2 separate regions of the Homo sapiens genome follow, and region 1 is linked to region 2. The links are chromatin contacts, found by Hi-C or POLR2A ChIA-PET in ENCODE. All regions are on one chromosome and are shown on one strand. The core of a region is the stretch at or near the end of the contact, and the rest is flanking DNA. Distances in the headings are between cores, read along the strand shown.

Region 1 (2,740 bases), core at 81-2,580, 68 kb after region 2:
CTCCCCTCCATGGGCAGTGGCTCTTGGGAAAACTCATGTCAAATTATCCACCACGTTACACACTAGATATTTATGAAATATTCAGCTCTGAACTTGGCTGTGCAGGAGAGTCAAAAGAAAAAGGCATTATAGTTCTTATTTTAGGGGCATCAAAATTCAGTCATGAAATAAGAGGCAAATACACCTGAAAAAAACCTGAAAAAGCTTCACATTGTGAGGCATAAAAGTAGGTATTCTAGAAATTCAGAAGAGGGGATATGGGTGTGGGCAGGAGAAACCGAAGAGGGCTTCATGGAGGAGGGGGTGCTTCTGTGGGGGATTGAAGACTAGAGAGGAGACAGTGTCTTCACAGAATCACAGCCATTAGTGAAGGCTGAAAACTCAAGTCTGTTTCTCTGGGAGCCCAGTATCATCTCCATTACTTTACTCTTGCTTCTGTCACCAAAGGCTGTATTTAAAACATGGTAGGTGAGCAAGAGAACAGACGTTTCACCTTCTTTCCTCTCCCATAGTCACTTCTTGATTGCTGATGGCAACTCTAGTCGGTTTCTTGCTCAATTTCCAAATTCTCAATCCCCTCACAAGTTTCTGGGTCATTTCACTGGTGTCCTGAGTTATGGTATTATATTCAAGTTTACGGGCTAGGCGCAGTGGCTCACACCTGTAATCCTAGCAGTTTGGGAGGCTGAGGCAGGCGGATTGCCTGAGCTCAACAGTTCGAGACCAGCCAGGGCAACACAGTGAAACCCTGTCTCTACTAAAATACAAAAAAACTTACCCGGGCCTGGTGGTGTGCACCTGTAGTCCCAGCTACTCGGGAGCCTGAGGCAGGAGAATTGGTTGAACCTGGGAGGCATAGGTTGCAGTGAGCCGAGATCATGCCACTGTACTCCAGCCTGGGTGACAGAGCAAGACTCTGTCTCAAAACAAAAAAAAAAGATTATAAGGGCTGTCAGTGTTTATCTTTTCTTTTTACTCTTCTCATATGCTTGCCAAAGCAGAGGAGCTGAAATAATTTCTCTAAGAATTGTTAAATTTTCTGCTACAGTCAAATAAGATGTGATAGGCTTTACTCTTCATCCTGTCAGTGTGTGGTAATTTTATCAAATTCTACCAACAAAAAGCATGGGGTTCTGTTTGACCTGTTTGGCTAATGTTTCTAGGTGCCTTAACATTTAGGAAGGACCTCCTCAGGCTCCTCTTCTTGGACCTGGGTTGGACTCCTTAGGATTTTGGATTTAATAGCCTGAAGTGTAAAGGCCAAGAGCTCCAAGTGACTCACTCTGATTTCCTTATTGGGGGCCAGTTTGCAGCACTTTCCCGGTAAAGCAAACCTCTAAAGCATGTAGCAATTGCTGTGTACTTAACTTTTTGCAGAAAAGGGAAATGCAATTGGACGTGTAGCTTCTTGGAGGGAGGTTTTGGAAACAGAATGAATATATAAAGATGCCAGCAGGAGCCAGCTCGGGGGTAGATGAGGATGGCAGGTGGCGGCGAGGTGGGAGTGGTGAGGGGCCATGAGGAAGAGTGGTGGGAATGAGGCGGCAGCACCTCCATCCCAAGGAACTTTGCACATAGTGATGAAACAGTCTACCAGTGATGATATAGTCTACTGTTCTATGTCTTGTACTGAACTTGCAGTTGAACAGATGGTACAGTTCCTCCCTGTAGGCTGATGTCCCAACTTTTGTGTTAGTCTAGTGTGGCTGACGTGGGGAAATATTAAAAGTAAAGAACTGTGAGGAGTCTTGACTCCAGGGACCGCTCAAAAGCCACCCTGACCAATATCCCTGTTTCTGACATTGCAAATTCTGTCCTATTCATCCTCAGTGTCTGACACATAATGAATGTTTGTTGATCAAATAAGTGACCATGTGGGACTCACTGAAGAGCTGTTTTGTGAGAGAAAGGGAATACATAACAAGCTTTCCCTTGTCTTGGCAGGTCTTATGACAAATCTCAAACATAAAATTCAGGCTGGGCATGGTGGCTCATGCCTGTAATCCCAGCACTTTGGGAGGCTGAGGTGGATGGATCACCTGAGGTCAGGAGTTCGAGACCAGCTTGGCAAACATGGTGAAACCCTGTCTCTACTAAAAATACAAAAAATTAGCTGGACATAGTGGTGGGTGCCTGTAATCCCAGCTACTTGGGAGGCTGAGGCAGGAGAATCGCTTGAACCCAGGAGGCGGAGGTTGCAGTGAGCTGAGATCGCACCACTGCACTCCAGTCCGGGTGACCAAAAAAAAAGTCTCAAAAAAAAAAAAAATTCAATCTTGCATCCATTTTAGTGGCTCATCATTACCTTCCCCATCATCCCCTTCCCAGTCTCCAGAGTTAGGCATGCTTACTTAGTTAGGCAAGTGAGGATAACTTGCAATATCTCAAAATGTGACAAGTGGGTCTTTGATCTAAATATTTTCTTGAGCTAGAAGGCTATGGGCAGAGAGGATGGAACCCTGATTTCTCCATTGCTGCTTGCCACTGGGGAAAAGCGTTAGGAGTTCAGTGCCCTTTGTGTTCACTGCAGGAGTCGTCCTGCTGCCACATTATATTCCTGTCTAGAATTGCAGAGAAGAGACGTCAGGACTTGAAAAATTGCATATGCTGACATGTTCAGGGTTATGTTATCACTCTGTGGAAAGCCTTTCCACTGCTCTTAAAGTTCGTAAAAAATGATGTTTTCATCACCTCAGAGGGACTAAGCCAAACATTTGGTAAGTTTCTGCCTCAGTCTGTT
Region 2 (2,700 bases), core at 156-2,655:
GCAGGTTTTTCTTAAGTGTGTACTTTCATTGATGCCTCATTTCTGGTCAGCGTGAGGGGAAAAGCGGCAAAAAGATAGTCACTCAAGTTAGTCATGTTGGGAAACTTATCTGTTTTAGGCAGTGGTTCCTCTCAGCAAGGGGTGGAAGATATGTGGTCCAGCCTCAGGCTAAAGCCGTTTCCCAGTACTATCACTAATACTAGTCCTGTGCTATTTCCAGCTCCAGCTCGTCATTTGTCTATTGGCTTGCGAAACTACCATCTAAGAGGGCAAAAGCATTTCTACTGCCTTGGGCCATTTCCTTCTGACATTCTTTACTGATGACCTCTGAAGCAGCTATGATCACTTCTTGGCATGTCAGACCATCATCTATTGGCTCTTTGTCTCACCAGAAACAGGCCAGCCCCAGCTGGTCCAAGCAATATGAGTGTGGGTTAACTTCAGGGATACAGGGTCCTGGGCTGGTTCCCAGCTGGTCTGCATTTAACAAAGCAAAATTGGGAGTTGTGATGATCTGGAGGTGTTCTGAAGGGGTGAACTGGTGGAATTACAAATTACTTAGTTCATTCCCTGCCCTCTAGTAGAAATGAATCTAAACTAATCCAGACTGGTAAGAAGGATAGACACAGTATTAAAGGCCTATTGCAAAGAAGATGCTATAGCTACTTTCCTTCATTTTGGTGACCCCAAACTTTGATGTTTCTTGGTGATGGAAGAACCATGACTGTCCCTCTTCCATAGAATTTTCCTTAGGGTCCACTGAATTCATGTACACATGCACACGCACACACACACACTCACACAGTTTACTATTACCATTAGGGACTGTGGTGCATGTGGCTGTGTGCTGAGGGAAGAAAAAAAATGCATAATAGCCTGCCTCCAAAAAAATGTATCAGATATAAAACATATGCAAAGACACATATGATAAGAACCATGTGAGTATGGACCATGAGTTAGATTTATGAGTGTGGGGTATTGTGAAGGAGGTGCATCTGCAGCTGAGAATCACAATACAACAACAACAACAACTACTACTACTACTTTTTAACATTTATTAAACAGTTGCTAAATTCCTGGTATGGTTTTAAATACCTTGACACACTCTTCTAAGTGCTTCATATATGTGTTTAATCATCACATTCCTCGAAGGAAGACAGAGGAGGAAATTGAAGCATTTAAGTAACTTGCCCAAGGTCACACAGCTGCCTAAGGGTGGAACTAGATTTAAATCCAAAGCAGTCAGGTTGCACAGCCTTGCTCCTGTCTCCCAAGTATGCTGTCAATAATCGAGGAATTTCAATATGCACAGAGAAGAGCAAAGGCTTTCCTGCTGAGAACAGACTGGTCAGTAAAGGAGTAGGGGTAGTAACGTTTTAGATGGGAGCAGCCTGGCTTGTGGGTGCTTAGTGTAGTGATTGGCACAATGCCTGGAATGGAGTAAGTGCTTGTTTGTTGAATTATAGGAATTTGAGTTATTGACTGAATGGCTAGAGAGAGATAATGTTAGAGAAGTAGGCTGTTATCAAATTGTGTAGGGTTTTGAATTTCAGCTTAAGTGGTTTAAACTTAGTACTGTGGATGATATCTTCTCTACAATGCTGGATTTCTGAAGAGGCCAACACACTAGTCTATAAATGTGCTATTCTATACATTCTTCTTTGCATTTTCTCTTTTTCAGTGCTTTGTATACAATTGCTAGAAAAAAATGGAAACCATGCTAATCGAGCCTATTACCAAATGCTTGCTAAATTTTGCTATTTAACTATAGAAGTTATATGTTAGCTTTAACTTGACAAGTCAGTCTTTGCTTGTGATGCCCATAGCCCCTTCTAAATATATGCTAATGGACAAGTCTTTAGGTAACCCAGTTATATATGGTGTGACCCTACTCTCTCTGGCTTCTGTGGGCATCATGACATGACAATGCACTTGCTTTTTAAATATCAAGAATATGGAAGCATTAGCAGTGGATGTAGAAACTGGAAGATTATGCTGAAGAGAATAGTCAAAGAGGACACAAAGAACTACATGTATAGTGAAATTATGAGGGAGTAGAGGTAATACATAGGGAGAAATTATTTTATGTATCTTGAGCCCAGACGTTTTGATTTCAAATTCAGTTCTGGATGCTTCCTGAAATTTTCTATAAAGTTAAAAGTCCTCCCACCCCTTTTCAATATTCATTCTCCTTGACTTTTCTGCTGCATTTTACATAATTGCTTGTTCACTTTTTTTGGAAACCCTTTCTACTGAAATGCGATATTCTCCTGGGTCTTCCCCCTTCCGCTACTGCCCCTATTCTCTTCTTAAGCACCTTTCCTTCTATGCTCAAGCCTTTGATGAAACACATTTCTTTTCTGACTTTCCCTCTGCATAATGTTATCCATGGCCAGGCTTTAAACCCTCATCACTTTTCATATGTGCCCCAAAGTATGCAGACAACAGAGACATCTTTTCCAAGCTATCATGGGAGGGCTCCCATTTCTAGTTCTTTGCACAGTGCTTCCAACTGGATAACACTAAATCAAGAACGTTCCATGTAGTTCCGTGGATGCCCCCTTGGTTCAAGACTTTATTACCTTTTACCTGGCATCTTTATTCCCAAAGGATTTTATATGCTGCTGCCAGATGAATCCTTAAATCACAGCTGTGATTCTGTCACTGAAGATTTTGGGTCCTAAATCTTCAGTGACTCCT

What was found. A loop is a pair of places that touch in the nucleus more often than their neighbours do. ChIA-PET counts read pairs that join two places held with the same protein, here RNA polymerase II (POLR2A). Pooled maps may share reads with other maps.
Region 1: a map of vagina shows a loop between it and region 2 (1.9-fold over the local background). The contact joins two enhancer-like sites. A Hi-C loop is called at or near these places in 3 of 168 maps with a recorded cell type or tissue (CD14-positive monocyte, ascending aorta and vagina) and 1 of 50 pooled maps. POLR2A ChIA-PET finds 5 or more read pairs at or near these places in 1 of 52 experiments (MCF 10A).

What each region holds. Positions count from the first base shown.
Region 1 is chr15:39,334,006-39,336,745 of GRCh38, reverse strand. The region is part of intron 1 of LOC105370777 (a long non-coding RNA gene); the gene reads left to right. Among named protein-coding and RNA genes, the nearest start is that of LINC02915, 85 kb to the right of the region's middle. Within about 2 kb of position 1,330, at least 5 of the 41 ENCODE cell types and tissues checked have a DNase peak (open chromatin) inside an H3K27ac peak, as active enhancers do.
Region 2 is chr15:39,402,521-39,405,220 of GRCh38, reverse strand. All of the region lies in intron 1 of LOC105370777 (a long non-coding RNA gene), which reads left to right. Among named protein-coding and RNA genes, the nearest start is that of LINC02915, 150 kb to the right of the region's middle. Within about 2 kb of position 1,405, at least 5 of the 41 ENCODE cell types and tissues checked have a DNase peak (open chromatin) inside an H3K27ac peak, as active enhancers do.